7 separate regions of the Homo sapiens genome follow, and regions 1, 2, 3, 5, 6 and 7 are each linked to region 4. Evidence: chromatin contacts called from ENCODE Hi-C or POLR2A ChIA-PET data. All regions are on one chromosome and are shown on one strand. The core of a region is the stretch at or near the end of the contact, and the rest is flanking DNA. Distances in the headings are between cores, read along the strand shown.

What was found. Hi-C counts contacts between places; a loop is a spot of excess contacts on that map. ChIA-PET counts read pairs that join two places held with the same protein, here RNA polymerase II (POLR2A). Pooled maps may share reads with other maps.
Region 1: a loop to region 4 is called in a map of B cell, with 18 times the contacts of the local background. The contact joins the promoter of PRR14L here to the promoter of PES1 in region 4. A Hi-C loop is called at or near these places in 4 of 168 maps with a recorded cell type or tissue (B cell, CD4-positive, alpha-beta T cell and naive thymus-derived CD4-positive, alpha-beta T cell), 1 of 37 single-sample maps with no recorded cell type and 16 of 50 pooled maps. POLR2A ChIA-PET finds 5 or more read pairs at or near these places in 1 of 52 experiments (activated B cell).
Region 2: a loop to region 4 is called in a pooled map, with 11 times the contacts of the local background. The contact joins the promoter of RTCB here to the promoter of PES1 in region 4. A Hi-C loop is called at or near these places in 1 of 37 single-sample maps with no recorded cell type and 7 of 50 pooled maps. POLR2A ChIA-PET finds 5 or more read pairs at or near these places in 1 of 52 experiments (CD4-positive, alpha-beta T cell).
Region 3: a loop to region 4 is called in a map of naive thymus-derived CD4-positive, alpha-beta T cell, with 10 times the contacts of the local background. The contact joins the promoter of AP1B1 here to the promoter of PES1 in region 4. A Hi-C loop is called at or near these places in 1 of 168 maps with a recorded cell type or tissue (naive thymus-derived CD4-positive, alpha-beta T cell), 1 of 37 single-sample maps with no recorded cell type and 6 of 50 pooled maps. POLR2A ChIA-PET finds 5 or more read pairs at or near these places in 1 of 52 experiments (GM12878).
Region 5: a loop to region 4 is called in a map of B cell, with 25 times the contacts of the local background. The contact joins the promoter of FBXO7 here to the promoter of PES1 in region 4. A Hi-C loop is called at or near these places in 2 of 168 maps with a recorded cell type or tissue (B cell and CD4-positive, alpha-beta memory T cell) and 9 of 50 pooled maps.
Region 6: a loop to region 4 is called in a map of CD8-positive, alpha-beta T cell, with 25 times the contacts of the local background. The contact joins the promoter of PISD here to the promoter of PES1 in region 4. A Hi-C loop is called at or near these places in 1 of 168 maps with a recorded cell type or tissue (CD8-positive, alpha-beta T cell) and 7 of 50 pooled maps. POLR2A ChIA-PET finds 5 or more read pairs at or near these places in 1 of 52 experiments (activated CD8-positive, alpha-beta T cell).
Region 7: a map of naive thymus-derived CD4-positive, alpha-beta T cell shows a loop between it and region 4 (14-fold over the local background). The contact joins the promoter of EWSR1 here to the promoter of PES1 in region 4. A Hi-C loop is called at or near these places in 1 of 168 maps with a recorded cell type or tissue (naive thymus-derived CD4-positive, alpha-beta T cell) and 9 of 50 pooled maps. POLR2A ChIA-PET finds 5 or more read pairs at or near these places in 1 of 52 experiments (BJ).

The regions. Positions count from the first base shown.
Region 1 is chr22:31,748,582-31,751,596 of GRCh38, reverse strand. It overlaps PRR14L (proline rich 14 like), which reads left to right and starts at 1,465. Exons shown (of 9, transcript NM_173566.3): 1 at 1,465-1,604. RefSeq lists enhancers at 1,240-1,534, 1,024-1,583, 1,823-2,455.
Region 2 is chr22:32,410,674-32,413,564 of GRCh38, reverse strand. It overlaps RTCB (RNA 2',3'-cyclic phosphate and 5'-OH ligase), which reads left to right and starts at 1,318. Exons shown (of 12, transcript NM_014306.5): 1 at 1,318-1,501. The coding sequence starts at 1,409. RefSeq lists an enhancer at 1,169-1,348.
Region 3 is chr22:29,387,246-29,390,161 of GRCh38, reverse strand. AP1B1 (adaptor related protein complex 1 subunit beta 1) reads left to right here and starts at 1,592. Exons shown (of 23, transcript NM_001127.4): 1 at 1,592-1,738. It also overlaps a transcript of RFPL1 not described here.
Region 4 is chr22:30,590,493-30,593,477 of GRCh38, reverse strand. It overlaps PES1 (pescadillo ribosomal biogenesis factor 1), which reads left to right and starts at 1,568. Exons shown (of 15, transcript NM_014303.4): 1 at 1,568-1,668. The coding sequence starts at 1,645. RefSeq lists enhancers at 946-1,025, 1,246-1,545, 1,025-1,740.
Region 5 is chr22:32,473,376-32,476,452 of GRCh38, reverse strand. FBXO7 (F-box protein 7) reads right to left here and starts at 1,642. Exons shown (of 9, transcript NM_012179.4): 1 at 1,329-1,642. The coding sequence starts at 1,450. RefSeq lists enhancers at 1,126-1,295, 881-1,381, 1,550-1,719, 1,382-1,882, 2,608-2,667 and silencers at 1,052-1,361, 1,372-1,561.
Region 6 is chr22:31,660,631-31,663,741 of GRCh38, reverse strand. It overlaps PISD (phosphatidylserine decarboxylase), which reads left to right and starts at 1,527. Exons shown (of 8, transcript NM_001326411.2): 1 at 1,527-1,598. The coding sequence starts at 1,534. RefSeq lists enhancers at 1,487-1,786, 2,027-2,076, 1,294-2,493, 2,467-2,606, 1,902-2,795 and 1 more.
Region 7 is chr22:29,266,965-29,269,695 of GRCh38, reverse strand. EWSR1 (EWS RNA binding protein 1) reads right to left here and starts at 1,428. Exons shown (of 17, transcript NM_005243.4): 1 at 1,347-1,428. The coding sequence starts at 1,359. It overlaps RHBDD3 (rhomboid domain containing 3), which reads left to right and starts at 1,715. Exons shown (of 7, transcript NM_012265.3): 1 at 1,715-1,948; 2 at 2,119-2,270. RefSeq lists a silencer at 1,083-1,172 and enhancers at 1,343-1,402, 1,513-1,572, 965-1,836.

The DNA.
Region 1 (3,015 bases), core at 216-2,715, 1.2 Mb before region 4:
TCCCAGCACTTTGGGAGGCCGAGGCAGGCGGATCACTCGAGGTCAGGAGTTCAAGACCAGCCTGGCCAACATGGTGAAACCCTGTCTCTACTAAAAATACAAAAATTAGCTGGGCATGGTAGCATGCGCCTGTAATCCCAGCTACTCAGGAGGCTGAGGCTGGAGAATCTCTTGAACCTGGGAGGCAGAGGTTGCAGTGAGCCGAGATCCTACCACTGCACTCCAGCCTGGTGTCAGAACGTGGCCCCGTCTCAAAAAAAAAAAAAAGAAAGAAAGAAACGAAACTTTGAAGCATTCAATTTTTTTTTTTTTTTTTTTTTTTGAGACAGTGTCTTGTTTTGTTGCCCAGGCTGGAGTGCAGTGGGGGCACCATCATAGCTCAATGCAGCTTCAAACTCCTGGGCTCAAACGATCCTCCTGCTTCAGGCTCCCCAGTAGCTAGGAGCACAGGTGCATCAACACCTGAGCAATTTTTGTTTTGTTTTGAGAAAGAGTCTTGCTGTGTCATCCAGGCTGGAGTGCAGTGGCACTATCACTGCTCACTGCAGCCTCAACCTTCCAGCCTCAAGTGATCTTCCTGCCTCAGCCTCCAGAGTAGCTGGGATTACAGGCACACATCACCAGACCCAGCTGTTTGTTTTTTGGCAGAAACGATGTCTCACTATGTTGCCCAGGCTGGTCTCAAACTTCTGGGCTGAAGTGCTTCTCCCGCTTTCGCCTCCCAAAGTGCTGGATTACAGGCGTGAGACACCGCGCCTGGTCGATTTCTATTTTTTAACACAAAGCCGTATTATTTGGGGCAAGTCGATTTCATTATCTGGACCTCAATTCTTCCACTGGATAAACATTTCTTCCTTCCTTCAAATGTCCATTGAGCGTCTAGTTTTGTGCCGGACACTGCTCTTGGTGCTGAGCATTAAGTGATGAACAAAACAGACAAGGTGGAGGAAGATAAATGATAAACAAGTCAATAAAGAGATGAGACATAGAAATTTCAGCTAGTGTTAAAGCTATGAAGAAAATAAAACAAGGTTCTGTAACCAACTGGAGGCAGAGGTGCCATTTATTTAGTGGTCAGTGTGATTAGAAGAAGCAGAGGAGTGTCATGACCCAAAACACTCTTTCCAGTAGAATAAGATCTCTCGGGCTGCCAGAGTGGAAGCAGGCAGGCCCTTAGAATTGTAGCCGTCCAGACTAGAAAAACGGTGGACTGGAACAGGGTGACAGCAGCGAAGGCCGGCACTGGGTCCTGTGGCTCAGCAGGAGCAGAACCAAAAGTTGTGTTTCCCTTTAAGAGTTTGAGCCGCAGGGGCGGGGTTGAGGGAGGCTGGGGCTAGCAGAGGGCGGGAGGTCAGAATCAGGAAGAGCCTTCCCTTGGAGTGCGCGCGCGCGGTGCGGGGGCGGGATTTGGGCGAGTCCGCATGGCTGGCTCGGGCCCCGGATGAGGAAGTGCAGGGGGACCATAGAGACGAAGAGGTGGCGGCGGCCGGAGCGCCCCCGGCCTCTGTCGGCTCCGTAGGCTCAGGTAGACCTGGCGACGACGGGGCTGCAGCTGCAGGGGCTGAGCTGGCTGGGCAAGCGCGGGCCGCGGAGGAGGTCTCAGGGTAAGAGGCCGGGACTGGAAGGCTTCGGGCGTAGCCGCCCCGCCCCACTCCGCCCTAAAGGGACCCTCCGCCGGGTGGTGCTGCTAAAGGGGAGTCCAGGCCCCCCGCCCTCTCGGGGCGCGGAAAGGAACCAAGGCTGCCCTGTGGGCGGCGGAACGACCCAGGGAGAGGGAGGAGACCAGGCCCCGCGTCGCTAGAGAAAAGCGGCTTCTCCGAGTCATGGCTCCGACGCGGGAGAGAGACTCCTCTTCAACCTCGATACAACAGGGATCCCCCAACTTATCTCCTCGGAGAGGACGACGCCCCTTATCGGAGGCGTACGCTCTTTCTTAGCGCTCATCCGTTGGTCAGCAGAGGGAGACCCACTCCCAGGGTTCGAGGGGGATTCTGAACTTATCCTGAGGAGGAGTAAAAGATAACCCCTAAATGAGACCTTTCCCCCAACTTTGGTCAGCGTCACCCAGGTGAAGAGTGAGACCCAACTTGCCTGAAAGTGACAGAGGGGATCTTTCTTCCCAGTAAGAAAGAGACTTACCTTCCTCCTTTATTTTTCGCCTGTACCCCAAGATACGGAGAGGAAGACCTTGAAATTTTACTTTATGGTATCAGAAATCAACCTTTCTCCCTCTCCCCTCGTGATGTCCACAGAGAGACCCTCGCTTCTCTTCTTCCCTTTAAGCCTCTTGGTGTGCAGTGAGCTCCTTTCCCTTGCATTATTAAGAGCATGGCTTTTGGAGTGTAATCGTTGCAAACCTGGGTCTCTCACTTAACGTCTTTGTGACCTTGACTATTTGTTTAACTTGTCTGAATCTCAGTCCATCTCCAATTTGGGTTCTGTTTTCTTAGAATTGTCATGCGGGCTAAGGGAGCATTTGTGTAAATACTAGTTATATAGTAAGCTTTTGGTAAGCTGTTGCTATTACTATTACTTAATCTGTTAAAAAAGAAAACTAATATCTTGCACAGAGAAGCATATTTTTCCATGCATGCCCCTCGCAGCCTCCATCACAAGTGTTCAACCATCCTTTCTCACTGGAGTGGAAGACTCCCTCCCACTTAGGGGTTAGAGAAAGAGACACTTCCAGTCCCCTTAGATCCTGCTGTTCAATACTTTCCCAAATTAACAAAGAGGGCCTCACTGAAAATAATCAGTAAAAAAAAGACTTAGCTTTTGGAAACAGGTCTGTGCTCTTAAGAGAAAGTGAGACCTGATGCCAGACGCCAGCACTTCCTTTGTCCACAGAAGGTATCACTTCTTCCTGACTGGTTAGAGATGCCCTCTCCCACTTCCCTGACTTACTGTAGTGACAAAAAATCTTCCATCTGCACATCCTTCCCACCCCCCCAAGTGGGCGATTCCATATTCTTCCTGTCTTTTGCTCTCCCAAGAAAATGAAGACTCTATACCTTT
Region 2 (2,891 bases), core at 69-2,568, 1.8 Mb before region 4:
GTGAGCCGAGATGGCACCACTGCACTCCAGCCTGGCGACAGAGCAAGACTCCAACTCAAAAAAATAATAAAATAAAATAAGACATAGAAAAGGGAAGAGACCTAAGGTTGCACAGACATCAAGGCTTGATTTTAAAAGAGAATTCTTTACCTCTGAAATCTTTCCAAGAAGGAACAGGGTAACCACAGGAAACTCTAAAAGTTGTATCACTTCAAGCTTTGGGATTTTTCACCCACCACAGATTCAATGAAATGGCAGTGCAGAGTACTAAACTCAGACAATTCATAACTGAGAATGATATTAATGTGTCAGAGCACCTAATCAATGGGGAGAAATTGGGGCAGAAGAGAAGAAAAGCGGAACCAGTGTAGATAATGCAACAAATGAATGGAAACTACATACTGTTTTTTGCAGCACTTACAGTCTAGTGGGGGAATGGAAAGAGGAGAGCTGTTTATAGAGTGCTTGCCGTGTGCCAAGCCCCGTGCTGATTACCCCTCCAGTGTCACTTCATTTAGCCTTCTACTCAAGAAAGAATTATGATCCCATTTTAGAGATGACGAAACAGAGATAAGAGGGGTTAATCACACCAAGTCAGTAAATGGCACAGATAGAAATTGAATCTTGCGTCTTTCTAATCCCAAAGTTGCAGTTGTTGACATGAGGCCGAACTGGAAACTGAAATCACTTAAAGCTCACTTACCACTATGAACAAGAGACACGGCGTATAAAAGCATGATTAAAGAGGTCTTGATCATCAAATGCGGCTAGACTGGGGAGTTTTGGCGATCCATAAGGGCTGTGATTTGATCATTTTGTAGTATATGTCTGGCCACAATAGATGCACCCACAAGTGTTTGTCAGAATAAATGATAAGCTGCCATGCTTCATTCTTTGGGATGCTCCTTTCTGACCAAAAAAGTTATTTGGTGTATATCCAGATTCATTCTGAAACATAAATGTTCAGCTATGGTATTTACTCAAACAGGTTTTTCTTTCTCAGCTGCTGGCGTTATCTTTTTCCCCTCCCAGCTGAGGGTGTAAACTCCAAGCCAATGCACCGAACCTGACCCAGACTCAAGGTGTTTTCATAAGCTGCTGAAAAGCATTTCCAAAACAAAAGATAACTAGATTATACTTTAAACTTCTGGATTTCGCTTAGCTGTAGTTTAGAGGAAATCGACTAATAAAGATCCTAAAGTTATACACTACAGGACAGTACAACTTAACCAGAGGAAAGACATTGGCCTGAAGAATTTTGAGCCTCGGCGCTTGCCGTTGCTCATCTGCTGCGGCGCTGGTCGCGCCTGCGCTTTGGTTCTTGGAAGGCGGTGCTCTGAGAAGCCGGACTACGCGGCAGCGGCTCTTCAAAGCGGAGCCGGGAGTTTTTGCTACAGTTTTCGCCACCATGAGTCGCAGCTATAATGATGAGCTGCAGTTCTTGGAGAAGATCAATAAAAACTGCTGGAGGATCAAGAAGGGCTTCGTGCCCAACATGCAGGTAAGGCAGGAGAGCAAATGGCGGGGCCTTCCGTGCTCCGTCCCCGGCCCGGCCGGCGTCCACTGCGCCCTCTGGACCTCCCCTGACCACTGGGTCCGCCCCGGCCCCTTGCAGAGTTTCCCTCATCCCGTCCTTCTCCCCTCACGGTTCTGGGGCCGCCCAACCTGTTCCGGCACCACCTCCCGCCAGGAGAGGTCCCCGAACCACGAGGACAAGCTAAGTGCGGTGGATATGGGAATCTAAATAAATACGAAATTGGGGTTTCCAAAGCGTTTTCACAGATCAGTCTCATAAACGTATCGTGAGCTGTTTTACGTTCACAGAAACTTCAGTGATCTTTTCCAGGGTGGAACAGCCAGCCCCAGGTTCATTTGCTGGGACTGGAATTCACCTCCTCTGAGTCATGCTGGTTATTTAAATAACGTTTACAAACCTTTGTTCACTAAACCAGGTTTTCAGCATTCAGTATCGCATGTTGGTTTTTAATAAAGCGATGTCATTTCTTGCAGTAGCGCAGGGCAGGGCCTGTTTGATTTTAATATTCACTTCACAGAAGGACCTCGAGGATCTGTCGGTGACATAGCTTCCTCTACCCACCTAGGAAGAAGCTCAGCCAGGACTTGATGTCCGGTTTACTTCTTTGACGTCCCAGATGGAGACTTGAGGGCTCAGGATCATCAGATAGTTTGAAAGCCTGGGCTCTGTATCTCTCGGCCTTCATCACCATCTGTGCTCATATTTTTATTAATGTGAAAAAAGAAAACGTTTATGAAGTTTTGCAACGTATTTTTAAATAGTTTTTGAAATCCCTGAAGGTGCCAAGTAAATGCTTCAAAGGTTTACCGTCTCGTCTCACGTCTTGGTAAACAGCTCCCAATAGTCACTCCATTCTTTTATTCAGAATCAAAGCTTACTGAGTTTCCCTTGTTGGCAAGTCACTTACACTGAGGGAAGAAAAAGCGCACGGGGATAAATCTGTGTTCTGTTTGCTGTTTGGCCACTTTCTTTGTGTGGAAACCGTTACCCTGAAGGAAGGAATAGAAAATCTAACATAGGGAGAGCGCAGTGGTTCATGGCCTGTAATCCCAACGCTTTGGGAGGCCAAGGCGGGAAGATCCTTTGTGCCTAGGACTTTGGAGACCTGCCTGGGCAATATAGTGGGACCCTGTCTCTACAAAAAAAATTTAATTAGCCAGGCGGGGTGGTGTGCACCACAGCTACTCAGGAGGCTGAGGCAGGGGGATCGCTTGAGCCTGGGAGATCTTGGCTGCAGTGACCCGTGATCATTCTAAACTGCACTCCAGCCTAGGTGACAGAGTGAGTCTCAAAAAAAAAAAAAAAGAAAAGAAAAAGAAAACACCATGACATGATTATCTGTAGGATCTAATAA
Region 3 (2,916 bases), core at 343-2,842, 1.2 Mb after region 4:
GTGCCAAGTAGAAATGTATTTACTATTTTGGGAAACTTTTACCAATATTTTGGTGAGTTAAAAAATACCAACAGTGGCTCACGCCTATAATCCCATCACTTTGGGAAGCTGAGGTGGGCAGATCACTTGAGGTCAGGAGTTCAAGACCAGCCTGGTCAACATGGTGAAACCCCCGCCTCTACTAAAAATACAAAAATTAGCTGGGCACGGTGGTGCATGCTTGTAATCCCAATTACTTGGGAGGCCCAGGCAGGAGAATCGCTTGAACCTGGGAGGCAGAGGTTGCAGTGAGCCAAAATCACGACACTGCACTCCAGTCCGGGCAACAGAGCGAGACCCTGTCTCAAAACAAACAAACAAAAAAAAACAAATGATCTATCAAGTTTGGAAGAATATTCACCAAAATATTAAAAGTGATTGTCTTAGGTCAGTGGGATTGCAGATGGTTTTTTTCTTTTTTCTTTTTTTTTTTTTTTGAGACGGAGTCTTGCTCTGTCGCCCAGGCTGGAGTGCAGTGGTGTGATGTCGGCTCACTGCAAGCTCTGCCTCCCGGGTTCACGCCATTCTCCTGCCTCAGCCTCCTGAGTAGCTGGGACTACAGGCGCCTGCCACCACACCCGGCTAATATTTTGTGTTTTTAGTAGAGACGGGGTTTCACCATGTTAACCAGGATGGTCTCGATCTCCTGGCCTTGTGATCCGCCCGCCTCGGCCTCCCAAAGTGCTGGGATTACAGGTGTGAGCCACCATGCCCGGCCATTTTTTTTCTTTTTTTGAGACAGGGTCTGGATCTGTCGCCCAGGCTGGAGTGCAGTGCTGCAATTATAGCTCACTGTAACCTCAACCTCCTGGGCTCAAGCTATTCTCCTGCCTCAGGCTCCCGAGTAGCTGGGACTACAGGTATGAGCCACTGTGTCTGGCTCAAGGTCACTCATCTTAAGAATGGAGGGGTCCAAACTAGAGCTGTAAACCTAGTTTGGACAGAGAGAGACCCCTCTGTAATCCCAGCACTTTGGGAAGCCGAGGCGGGAGGATCTCTCGGGTCCATGATTTCGAGACCAGCCTGAGCAATAAAGTGAGACTCTCTCTACAAAAAATAAATAAGTAAATAATAAGTAATTAGCCGGGCGTAGTGCTGCGCACCTGTGGTCCCAGCTGCTTGGGAGGCTGAGGTGAGAGGATCACCTGAGCCTGGGAGGCGGAGGGTGCAGTGAGCCCAGATCTTCGAGCCACTGCACTCTAGCTTGAGCAACAGAGCAAGACCCTATTTCAAACAAACAAACAAAAAATGAGTGACCTTGAGCAAAACCCTGCCCCTCTTAGAACCTCAGATTTGCCGTCTTTACACAGAAGATGGACTTCAAACTCCCTACGACCTTGCCCGGCCCCCTCACGCTGAATTGGCTAGCGGGATGGTTTCCCAAGGGCTCTGCGGGAGACTGCAGCATAGCAGCGCCGCGGCTGCCGAGGGGTTAATACCGTTGGGCTCTTCCCCTTTTCTTGCCCCGCCCCACGGGCACCACCCCCGCCAGGGTTGTACCCTTGACCCCGCCTTCAGGCCTTGCGTCCACCGGAAGTACCCGCGCGCGGGCAGCTCACTTCCGCCCGGCAGGTGACAGCCGCGGGGCTCCGAGCCGCCGGCAGCCCGGACGCACCGGGAGAGCGAGAGGTGGAGGCCGCGGACATTTTGGTGCCAAGCCGAACCGAGCCGGGGCGCCGGGAGCTATTGGGACCTGCGGGTGAGGAAGCGGGGACCCGGGCGAGCCAGGAGAAGAAGTGGGGCGAGGGGTCAGGGGTCCTAGGTGAGGGGTTTGCGGGGTCAGAGGTCATGAAGAGGACGCGGCGCTGCAGGGGCGCGAGCGACGTCCCCAGCCAGAGGAGGAGGAAGGGCTGAGGGTTCGTTCATTCATTCGCGCCCACTTGGCCGCCGGCCTGTTCCTCGGCCGCCCCATACCCGCAGCACCTCCTGGGGCTTCCGCCCGGAGAGACAGGACTTAGGCCCCGAGGAATTCCCCACTGGCCTGAGGGAAAACTCTTCGGGCTCTGATTTCCTCTTTCGGACTCACCTCCATGGCCATCCTGAGGCCTCCTCGTTGTTCAGGGCGTTATCTCTTTGCCAAGGTTGAAAAAGAAGAAAGAAAAAAAAACTAGAAAACGGTCCCGTGCCGCCCGCCTCCGGCTAGGCACTGGCTTGGTCTTGTTTGTTGGAGCCTCTAAGACAAGTTAACTGAATGGAGACACCGGTGATAATGCTGCAAAATAACGAGGGAGATGCTTGCTAGTGGCTATCGAGTCCCTTCTGTGTACCGGGCACTGTGCTAAGCACTTTCCTTACAATGACACATTTAAACTTCACAGCAACCTTTGTGGGGATTAAATATCCCTATTTTATCGATGAGGACCCTGAGGCACAGAGAGGTTAAATCCCACATGTAAGGTCATTCGGGTAGTAGAGGCAAGGCCAGGTTTTCTGCCAGGCTGTCAGAGACCTGCAAAGTACAGAGACAAAGGAAAGACTGGAGTTAAGGTTGGGGTGTAGGGGATATTTAAGACTTTTAGCCAGACATGGTGGCTCACGCCTGTAATCCCAGCACTTTGGGAAGCTGAGGCGGGTGGATCGTGAGGTCAGGAGTTCAAGACCAGCCTGACCAACATGGTGAAACCCTGTCTCCAATAAAAATACAAAAATTAGCCAGACATGGTGGCGTACGCCTGTAATCCCAGCTACTTGGGAGGCTGAGGCAGGAGAATCGCTTGAACCCAGGAGGTGGAGGTTGCAGTGAGCCGAGATCGTGCGACTGCACTCCAGCCTGGGCCACGGAGTGAGACTCCGTCTCAAAAAAAAAAAAAAAAAAAAGATTTTTAGCTGCCGTTGTATTTATTTGGATTTATGTCACGATGTAGCCTTATTGCTTTT
Region 4 (2,985 bases), core at 319-2,818:
CTGTCGTCTAGGCTTGAGTGCAGAGTGCAGTGGCACAATCTTGGCTCACTGCAACATCTACCTCCTGGGTTCAATAAATTCTCCTGCCTCAGCCTCCCAACTAGCTGGGGTTACAGGTGCCTGCCACCACACCCGGCTAATTTTTGTATTTTTGGTAGAGATGGGTTTTCGCCATGTTGGCCAGGCTGGTCTCAAACTCCTGATCTCAGGTGATCCGCCTGCCTCAGCCTCTCAAAGTGCTGGGATTACAGGTGTGAGCGACCGTGCCCGGCTTCATCTCATTTTTAACTGTGGAATTGCTGGGTTTTAAATTTTAGCTTTAAATTAGATAGTGCAAGTCACATAGTTCAAAACAAGTATTCACCAGTGCTTAACGTCTGTCTCTGTGTAAGTTCTAAGACCAAGTCCTTGGGCCAGGTCACATTCACAAGAGCCTCAAATTTAAACTTTTGAGATCATCTTCGAACGAAATTTGGAATTTGGAAAAAGGGAGAAACGTTTAAAAAAAAAAAAACCTCTTAAAATTGCATCTACTTCCAGACTGCACCATCTCAAGGTGATGTGACTATTTGTATAAATCTTGGAATTATTATTTGAGGAACACTTACAGAATTTATGTGTACAAATTAAAAGCTCGAATATGTTGAATGTACATTTAATTTTATTTATTTATTTATTTTTGAGATGGAGTCTCACTCTGTCGCCCAGGCTGGAGTGCAGTGGCAAGATCTCGGCTCACTGCAACCTCTGCCTCCCAGGTTCAAGCGATTCTCCTGCGTCAGCCTCCCGAGTAGCTGGGATTACAGGCGTGTGCCACCATGGCCAGCTAATTTTTGTATTTTTAGCAGAGACGGGGTTTCACTATATTGGTCACACTGGTCTCGAACTCCTGACCTCAGATGATCCGCCTGTCTTGGCCTCCCAAAGTGCTGGGATTACAGGCGTGCGCCACCGCTCCCAGCCTTGAATGTACATTTTAAATATACCACGAGTCCACCACTAAGGCTCAGAAAATATAAGTGGCCTCTAGGATCTCTATACCTCCGCGAGGAAAAATGTCTTCCTTTTTTCTATTTTAGCCGCATAACCGCGAATGAACCAAAGAGAACCCGAAGCCGGTGGGAACTCAGCGCAGTCTCACCCTGCCCCTCGGGAACCGCTTCTCAGCAGCGGCAGCCGAAGTCTGACGACGCTTAGCAACCGTTACCTTGACAACGCAATCCTATCGCGCACCATGGAGTGCGGCGCCCCTCTGCATCCCAGAAGGCACCGCGCTGTCCCTAAGCCTTCCGCCCCTCTCCGTCCCAACATGCAACGAGGCTCACAGTCAATGAATCGTCATCAGGGTGATTACAGAAAAGCCTGTATATCCACGTTTGTTTTAACACTTAAAGTGTTTGTAACCATTGTGAGCGGGAAAGATCTGGAAAGAGTGTTCTCAGTGATTTTTTTCAGACTATAGTTTTAAATCTTGAGGAGGAAATCCCCATCTTTCCCTGGACTTGTACAGGCATCTCATTGGGCAGCCCGCACAAACAGACAGCGTGGGGTGGGGAGGGTCCTCGGGGTCCTTGGCAGGGCACGTGCGGGAGGAAGTGGAGCTCCCTGTACGCGCGGCCCTAGTCGGCTCCTCAACGTGGAGCGATGGGAGGCCTTGAGAAGAAGAAGGTGATTGGGAAAGACGGTGGGGATTCCCGAGGGGTGGGGTGCGGGGGCGGCAGAGCATGGGGTCGACTCTTTTCCCGGGCTCCGTCTCGTGGAGACTGGAAAGACGGGATCGACGTGACCGTAATCAGCTGCGAGAAGGGGTCCGAGAATGGACAAGGATGGCAGTATTCGTTTAGTGAAATCCGAGAACGAACTCCAGAGTTCTTTCTGTGGAGAGGGCTGTGAAAGAGAGTTGAACTTACCAAGCGTAGCTTCATTCCAAAAGCAGGCCGAGCCGTGGGACCACTATTTACCGAAAGGGTGATAAACATTACGTAGAGCTCACCGTTACTGCACCGTTACATTAGTTGGTTAGTGTTGTCTTGGAAGTTCTCTTCGAGGCATAACATTTCGGCTGAAATGGGAAAGATCAGAACGTCTTGGATGGGTTCTGGGGCATGGGAGTGCTTAGCGAGCAGGCCTGACAAGGGAAACCAAGTGCCAAGATCAGTAGGCAGGGAAGGCTTGCTGTGTGTAAGGAGTTGGAAGGACATTAGGATGACTCGCATGTAAACCAAGAAAAGAATGGCATCTGATAAGATTGGGGTTGGACACGTACTGTATCGTGCAAGGCCTGTAAGCTTGGATTTTATTCTAAGTGCAGTAGGAATAGTGTAGAGCTTGGATTTTATTCTACGTGCAGTAGGAAAAAAAGGAGGAGTAACACGATTAGAGTTTTTCAGGGAGTTCTTGTGGCTGTATGGAGAATCGGCCCAGTGACATGAAAAGACTGGGAAGGGAATGGGAATGAGGAATATATAGTTGGCTTAAGTGTTTCTTTCAGAGTGAAAGTTTCTATTGCCAGTGTTCTTAACCCAACACACTACATTGAGTATCCAGTGCTAGCCATCGGAACTGCAAAGATACAAGATGGAAAACCTGCCCTTGAGTTGCAGATGTAGATATGTAACAAAATCGTTACAGTTTTTAAAAGCTGGGTTTCAGAGCCAGAATCAACAAAGATGAGTCTTTGTTGTGGGAAGGATTGTCTTGTGTGTAGTAGGATATTTGGCAACATCCCTGATCCTTTACCTACTGGATACCAGTAGCACCCAGCAACCAAAAATGTCTCCAAACATTGCTGAACTCTCCTCCCCCCAGCACATACCCAGGGAGTACCCCATTGAGAACTATTTATTCCCTTAACATTTATAAGGATAAGCATGGTGACAGAGATAAGTGTGGCATAAGGTAATGGAAAACGCTATAAATGAAAACTCAACTTCTTAAGGCAGTCTGAAACTCATCTTTATACCTCCAAGACTTAGCATGGGCCTA
Region 5 (3,077 bases), core at 393-2,892, 1.9 Mb before region 4:
GGCAGTCATATTGAGTTTCACGTCCTTTCAAGACTGCCTAATTTAAAAATAATAAAATATATATATACTTGGTAATACCTTTAAAAAATAAGTTTGAAGATTTATTCAATCTTCTACTCGTAACCTACTGGTAACGATGCCAGTATGTAAAACACACAGGTTTAACAACAAGAAATAACAGTAGGCATGTCACTTACTATAATGTTTAAAAGGAGTTATGTCAGTATCTTATTTAGGGTTTTTTTTTTAATCAGGAAGAAAACAGGCTTACTTTCAATCTAATAATGTCTTAACCAGGAAAATGAAAGGGCGAGAAGTTCAGAATAACGGCCTCATTTTACCCAATTCCCTAAAAATAAGGTGAAAACGTAGGAAGGTTTGCTTTTGTTTTGAAGAATTCACCTAAAAATCCCCAGGGAACATCTTTTTCATTTTTCCTTAGCACACTCAAGTTTCAAATTCACTAGCTCAGTATTTGAAGAGGACCACTCTTACCTTGCCGCTTTACTCCCAAATTATTGTCCCCAAAAAGTATCTTTTAGGGAAACAAAGCAGCTTCACCTGCAGTCCCACAAACCAATAACAGAATATGATCCTTTCTCAACTTTACTGCCCCCAAACTGCAAGCTCTCAAGATCAACGTTTGCCTCAGTTTTAGCAAAAAAGCAACATTTCACCCAAGAAAATGAAATGGTCTGAAACACGCCTACACGCTGTCCTTTCTAAAACTTTTCGGCGGCGAAGTCCAAGCGCTCACCGCGGTGCTCGGCGCATGAACACAACAGAATCTAAAATTGTTGCCGCTTCACAGCAGCGATACAAGCTACCGGTGGCCTCGGATTGAGGGCAGATTTTTAACTTCTAGCAATTTCCAAACTTTTTCATTGAAATACTCCAACAGCTGAAGAAATTAACTCGGACCCCTCACAGTCCAGAAAGGTTTAACCCAAGCCAAGCTCATCATTTCCAACTTGAAATCTAACCAGTTGTGGAAATTGTGCGTTCCCTCCTCTCCCTGGTTCCGTTTACTGCAAAACCAGAAGCCATGACTCACCGAGGAGGGGACCAGAGCCCCCGGGAGGCCGGGCCATGTTCTCCAGGAGCCGGACCCCAGCCGACCACCCGCGCTTCCCGTCGCCTGCACCCTCCGGCTCCGCGACGCCCGGAAGAGCCCGGGCCTCCCGTGAAGGCCCCCCCGGCGTCCCCGCACTTGGCCTATCGCCCGGCCACGCCCGCGCCTGCAGCCCACAGATGACGCCAACCCGCCCTGCACCCACCCCAAGCACTCCCCACTCCCCGCGGGCCGCCCAGCCCCGGCCCCAGCGTACCTGTACCCCCAGGTGCACAGCAGGGACTGCCTCAGGTGCGAGCGCAAATGCCCCAGCGTCGGCTCCGTCTCGGGCACCTCCAGCGGCCAGGTCCGCTTCAGAAGCCGCACCCGCAGCCTCATGACGGCGGCAGGCGGCCCGAGGGGCCTGGACCCGGAAGCGGCGACGGGGACGGCGGCGGGGCCGAGCAGCTCCCGCCCCAAACGGCGACGACCCCGGACTGGCGACTACCGGAGCTGAGGGGTAGCTGAGGCGAAACGGGGAAAGAGCCCCGCCACAGTGGCCGCCCTGCCACTCGGTCTCTGGAATAGAGCGCCCGCCCCTCTCCTGAGGGCGCCTCCTGGAGCCGACCCCGAGAGCTGGAGGCGGGCAGGCGGCCTAAAGGAACCGGGCCTCTCGGGGTCGGCCGATCGATGACTCCGCGCGCAACGGCGCTGCCTGAGAGCGCGGGCACAGTGCGCAGGCGCCGAGATGCGGCCGCTCGCTGGCATCCCAGATTTTCCGCGGCGGTGGCTGGGACTCCCAGTACTTACTCCCTGTGTGCGTGGAACAACGGTAGCGCTGATAGGGATGCTGCAGACAGACAATACAGTCGCCACTCCCCAGGACCAAGTGTCACCCCCTTTCTTCCGTGGCCCTCAGTTCCAGCGGCATCTGCTCTGAGAAGCCTTAGGTTAATCCTTAGGTTGGCCGGGCGCGGTGGCTCACGCCTGTAATCCCAGCACTTTGGGAGGCCGAGGCGGGTGGATCGTTTGAGCCCAGGAGTTCGAGACCAGCCTGGGCAACATGGTGAAACCCCCCCCCCCATCTCTACAAAAAATACAAAAAATTAGGTGTGGTGGCGCCTGCCTGTAGTCCCAGCTAGTTGGGTGGCTGAGGCGGGAGGGTCGATTGAGCCCGGAGGTCGAGGCCTCAATGAGCTGTGATCGCACCACTGCACCTCAGCCTGGTTCCACAGAACGAGACCCTGTCTCAAAAAAAAAGTAGAACTATTTGTAGCCAGTAATCTATGTCCGACAGTTTATTAGAACTCTGTGGCTGCATAACAATCACCCCAAAGTTTAACGCAATAAACATTTGTTGTCCCACAGGTTTTAGAGGTAAAGGGATTTGGGGATGCGTGGCTGGGTGGTTCTGTCTCCAGGTCTCCCATGAGATTACAAACTGTAGGCCAGGGCAGCAGTTATTGACTAGGGCTGGAGGATCGGCCTCCAGGATGGCACAGTCATGACTGTTGGCCAGAGACCTGTTTTCACCACGTGAACCTCCCCATAGGGCTGTTTGAGTGTCCCCATGACATGGCAGCTGGCTTCCTTCAGAGCAGGTGATCCCAGAGAGACCAAGGTATAAGCCACAATGTCTTTTATGACCTAGCTCCAGAGGTCACATACGGCTTTTGTCATATTTACAAACCAACCCTATGTGTGAGAGGATCCAGCCAAAGGTATGAATGCCAACAGACAGGGATCGCTGCGGGCCATCCTGGAGGCTGGCTACCATAGAGGGTCTAACTAATGATAACTTAGATGAGAGAGAGTATCAAGTTTCGTCCTTGTGTGATAACCATAGTCCAAATCCTTAGAGTCAAATAAAGTTTCTCCCAATAGGTGGCAGCACTTGTCCACATCCTGCCCTTGATTCTGCAAATAAATATGTATTGATTGCCTACTTTGTGACAGATACCCCACATGCTGGAGACTCAAGAGACCAAAAAGACATGTTTCTGCCCATGCAAAGTTTACAGTTGAG
Region 6 (3,111 bases), core at 278-2,777, 1.1 Mb before region 4:
GATTACAGGCGTGAGCCACCGCGCCCGGCCCAGGCTGGTCTCAACTCCTTGGCTCAAGCTATCCTCCCACCTCAGCCTCCCAGTGAGTGGGGATTGCAGGCGTGAGCCACTGCGCCCGGCCAAAACCAATTCTATACATTTGTTTTTTTCTTTTCCGACTTTTGAAAACCATGACAAAGGGAGGTTTCTTCCCCCCAATACCAAACCTGGTGCCTTTTAAGCTCTCTGTAGGAGCTGAGTATGCCCTAGTTGAACTTAAGCCAACTACACAGAAATACCTGCAGGGACCAGGGAGCATATTCCTCCTCCTGTCAAATGCCTGGTGAAGGCAACTGTGATTATCAGCTTAGCAGATGAAAAAGTAGGGCTGCATTCCTTCAGTTGTTGGACCCAAATTCTGCCAGATTCTGACAAAGGGCTTAAAAGGAAGAATGTTTAGGCCAGGTGCGGTGGCTCACGCTTGTAATCCCAGCATTTTGAGAAGCCGAGGCGGGCGGATCACGAGGTCAGGAGATCGAGACCATCCTGGCTAACATGGTGAAACCCCGTCTCTACGAAAAATATATATAAAAAAATTAGCCGGGCGTTGTGGCGGGCGCCTGTAGTCCCAGCTACTCGGGAGGCTGAGGCAGGAGAATGGCGTCAACCCGGGAGGCGGAGCTTGCAGTGAATCGAGATCGCGCCACTGCACTCCAGCCTGGGCGACAATGAGAGACTCTGTCTCAAAAAAAAAAAAAAAAGAAGAAGATGTTTAGGACATGGTTTTTGGAGTCAGAGACGTATGTTCAAATTCTGGCTTCACTATTTTATAGTCTTTGGGCATATGCCCTTTATGTACCCTTGAAGATGTTGCTTAACCTTCCTGAGCCTCAGGTACCTCATCTTTAAAATGGGGATAATGTCTCGGGCCTAGCTGCGAGTCTCTAGTCAGTGCTCAGTAAAAAGTAGCAGACATGATTGAAAACTCGTTTTCCTCTTACAATTGAAGATAGGAACCTTTTCAAGAGCAAGCACCAGGCACCGAATTTAACGACTGGTTGCATTTCTAGGTGATCCAAGACCGTTTGCCCCCGGTCTCCCTGGCAGCACAGCGGTAGGAGATAAGAATGATATGACACCATGCTTGCAAAGTGCTCACAACACACTCCGGCGCTTAAAAAACGAGAGCTGAGTCATGGATGCCCAGTTTCCCCATCCGTAAAATGAGCAAGTTCGATCACTTGAAACGACATTCTTGGATCTTGGATGACTCAGATTTTCCAGGTACATGAGGAAAGGCACCCAGAGGGAAGGAGGAGGAGTGGCAGTGCTGCGACCAAGCCCAGGTTTAGCGAAACCTACAGCTCCACTAGTTCCCCTACCTCCGCAGGTGCCAAGCGGGTTAGGTGGGGAGTAGCCACAGGGCGGAGCTTAGTCGGCTCCGCCCCCAACCCGCGCTTTTCTCATTGGCCCACTGAACTCGAGACTCGTGACGCCTTAAGCGTGCGCCCAGCGTGTGAAGGGGGCGTGGCACGCTGAGAAGGAGCAGACAAGATGGCGACGTCCGTGGGGCACCGATGTCTGGGATTACTGCACGGGGTCGCGCCGTGGCGGAGCAGGTATAGCAGCGCGGAGAGACTACCTTGGGGCGTGGGGCAACCTGGACCAAGCTGGGGTCTGAAGAGAGATGTTTCTGTGTCGCGGGCTCGCTCTGAGGCGAGCTCGGGTGGAGACGGAGCCACCTTCACCTCGAGCTTAGGAGCAGGTGCGACTGCTCCTGCGTAGGGCGGTCCGGATTTACTTAGGGTGTGGCCTAGAAGCTCGCGCTTTGCCCTTTCCAGCTAGGTGGAAGTTCACGAGGGACAAAAATCAGATGAAATAGGCTACCTGCCCGTCTCTTGAGTCGAGGCAGGGCTTTCAGATGTTCAGATGCCATTTTCTCGTGTGTTCGTTTTCGTAGAAGGAATGATGTCCTGTGGGAAGGACACTAGATTGAGTGTCAGGCAACTTTCATTTCTGGATCTTAGTCTTTGAAGCTAGAGGGTTAGGTTAGGTAATCTCAAAACAATATGTTATGGGGCTAGAGTCTTGGTTACCCTTGTGACCCCCAGCTGTTAGATTCTTAGAAATGTGGGAGACTTGAGGGGTCTTCTGAGTCCAGCTGTCTCTCTTTGGAGTTAATGAGATTGAGGCTCCGAGAGAGGGAGGGATTTGCTCAAGTTCACCTAGCCAGTTTGTAGCAGAGCCCGGACCCCCATCAAGGTACCCCCTCACGCGACGATCTTTCTCTCAGGCTGCCCGCCGTGAGGGCAGTGGTTATACAGAAAATAGCTTAGAGCATTTGGAGTGTCGGAAAATGGATTAAAATGTAGCTGTGATTCAGAGTCGGCTGCCTGGTGTCATTTCAAAGAGCTAAGATTTGAGAGATGCGCCATACTTGTGTGTTTCCTACAGGGTTCATTTTGTCAGCGTTGATCAGAGGATAACCTATTGTTTTGGGAGGAGACGGACACTGGATTTGGACTGAGAGGGAACAGAAACCATCATTGGTCTTGTTATGAAAGCGTCACTCTTTCATCATTAACTGTACAGAAATGATTATCTCTCAGGAGAGGGCTCTGCATTGTGGTGGTAACTGTTAGAATTTGGGCAGGAGACTTTGTTTTCAATGTTATTACCAGGCGTGCTGTGTATGAGTCAACCCTGAATTCATTTAAAGTGTGTCACAGGCTGGGCGCGGTGGCTCACGCCTGTAACCTCAGCACTTTGGTAGGCCAAGGTGGGTGGATCACTTGAGGTCAGGAGTTCGAGACCAGCCTGGCCAATGTGGTGAAACCCTGTCTCTACTAAAAAATACAAAAATTAGCCGGGCATGGTGGCAGGCACCTGTAATCCCAGCTACTTGGGAGGCTGAGGCAGGAGAATTGCTTGAACCTGGGAGGCGGAGGTTGCAATAAGCCAAGACTGCGCCGCTGGAGTCCAGCCTGGGCGACAGAGTGAGACTCTGTCTCAAAAAAATTAAAAATAAATAAAGTGTGTCACGAATTGAAAGGACTAAAATGAGACTCTTAAAAAATTGTTTTTTGTTGTTGTTATTTGTTTTGGAAGTCAGAGCCTCACTCTGTTGCCCAA
Region 7 (2,731 bases), core at 179-2,678, 1.3 Mb after region 4:
TTTGGTATCCCGGCACGAACAGCCAACACTTACCTGTTTATTGACCACAGATGGGGAGAATTCTTAAACTGTCCTTAAGTTGCTGGATTCTGGACTCCAAAAACTCTGGAGTGCCCAGAACTTTTCCTGTCTTCCTTCTCATCTTCTCCCACTGTCTCTAAGGCCTGGAACCAGGTGGCCTGAGAATACCCCCGGGGCAAAAATGCTCCACCCTGCCAATTTTCGCGGGTTAGTGTACCCACAGATTGCGAACTGCAGGTGATGGCTAGGCGACACTCTTAAACGCTCCTTCCATCAAGGACCACTCTACTCCCATTTTGGAGTTCCCAACCGGGGCTTGCTTGCAAGTGCCTTTAAGATTGCTTCTACTGGCCTTTTTTCCCCTCTCCTCTGTCGACCTACGAAATCAACAGGCCTGCCGGCCTAACGCAGGCGAATAAACGTGCGAGGCCACTGCTGAAACATAATTCAAATGAAGGCTCGGCCTTTTGTTCCTCCTAGGTCAGAGAGACCAGAAATATCTTTCTGGTAGCGTTTCTCGTCTCTCGACCCAGGCTGGCCTTATTATACAACGGATGTCCCTCGGCGTTTGCAGAAAAAGGGCCCTGGGAAGCCACTTAATTGGTTTTGGGGGAGGGGAGGACGTGGATTAATAACGATAAAAATGGAGAAGCCCAAGAAAGCGGCAAACTGGGGGCCCTGGAGGAGGGAAGCACATTCTGTCTAAAGCCCAGGCGAGCAGAAGTTCGGCTTGGGGCTGGAAGCCACAGAGGGGGCAGCTCGGCAGCGCCAGACGCCCCAGCCGACTGGGTCTTAAGGATGACGGGGCTCCCGCTCATAGGCCGGCACCCCTCGGCCCACAAATCCACGGTATCTTTATTTGCTTTTTCCCCTGGTTTCTCAGGAAACCCTGAAAACGGGGAGGGAGGCCTCACAGGGACAGCAGCCTGCGGGCCCCCCGGCGGTTTCATAGTGACCGGCTTGAGGCCTGGCCAAATCCTCCCCTTCACGCAGGGCCTCGAAGGCCGCAGGCCCCGCCCACGTGGCGGGAGGCCCGGAGCTCAGGGCGCGAGGACCGCCACACAATGGAGGCCAAGGCGGGCCCCGCGCGCCCCCGCCGCAGCAAGCCCCCCGCGCGCCACGGGCGCCGGAAGATTCCAGAACCGGCCCGCCCGGTTGGGGGAGGGGAGAGGAATGCGGATCCCCGAGCTCGTCGGGCCGCGGCGGGTGCCTCAACCCCCTCTCGGCAACTCCACTCAGTCTTCCCAGCCAAGCCCAGAGACGAACGACCCCCAGTTTGGGCGTTCCGGCTACCGCCGGCGCGACCGCAGTTCCACCATACTCACCCGTGGACGCCATTTTCTCTCCTTCCTCCTCGTTCTCTCAACGTCCGTCTCCCTCTCGCTTTCCCTCTAGGCGCCGCACTGCGCAGGCGCAAATCTCGCAACCCCGGGCGCGACCATCGGGCCAGGCCACGGGGGTGGGGTCAGGAGGGATGAACCACCGCTTACTCGTTCTTCGCGTCCGCAACTCTTGTCCCAGTCCTCTCTAAAGAGCGCCCGACGTGACACTCGGGCCAAAATAGCATCTAAGGGGCCAGAGCGGGGGTGAGCGGGTCTCAGCGTGAAACCGGAGAGGCTCTCAGCACGAGACTAGGCTGTTTGGAATGGTTCCGTCCGCTGGCTCTAGGGACGGTCGCTGAAGAGTCGGCCCTGCAGGGAGACGGAGATCGGCGGGAGGGCTGGGGGAAGGGACCCGGACTAGAACAACTGCTGACTAATCCGCGGGCCGCGGGGAATGGGTGGCGCGCCAGCCGGTCGGCAGGGGTCACGCGGCCGGGTGTGCGCGGAATGGATTCAGGGTTCTCGGGTCGCGCCCGGGAGCTAGAGTCCTGACTCCCAGCCGGGGTCCCCGACCGGCCTTTCGGGGTTGCCGGGCGCGCTCTGCAGTGAGTACCCGGGACGCGTGGCCCGGGCCAGCGGGGAAGGGTCCCCAAGGCCGGTCGGCTGGGTGGGAGGCCTCGAACGCCGTGCCTGGCCCCGAGACCCTATCCCCGGTAACGGTCGAGGTGGAGCAGGCCCTTTAATCATCCCTCATCCGATATCCTTGTTTCTACAGAAGGGGAAACTGAGGCCCAAGGAAATTGAGTATCTCTGCAAAGTCACCAGCTGAGTTCGAACCAGACAGATCCTGGGACCCCCTACTCTATCCGCCACCGGAAGAATCTCCGTCCTTGTCTTTCCATTCTGCCCTCCCGGCTTCCCAGTAAGGTAGGCAGGGCCTGGTGGTGCACTGCCCCGTTTCATAGATTGAAGAAAGTGAGGTCCAGGGGGCTCAAGTCCCAGTTCCGAGTGTCCACGGGTAAGCCCTTCACCCTTGCTAAGGTGCCCAGAGCTGGGGAATGGTTGTGAGGTGTCGATGCAGGAGGAGGTTTACGGTGGGTGCCTTGGCCCCAAACCCTGCCTCCAGGCAAGGCTGACCCTGCCCACCTTCCTGGACCTCTAGCCCCAGCCCCCTAGGTGGATGCCCGGGTCCGCGAAGGGCAGGGTTCACCTTCAAATCCCTCGGCAGGACCAGGAGCCAAGCTAGTGTCCTTTTTTCAGTGAACATATATAAAGCACTGGCTGTGTGCTGTGAATACCCTGGGGAATGTGGGGTTGGATCAGAGGAGCCATGAGCTCAGACCACCTGCCTAGGGAGACAGACTGGCCAAGCTGTGCTCCTAAGGATA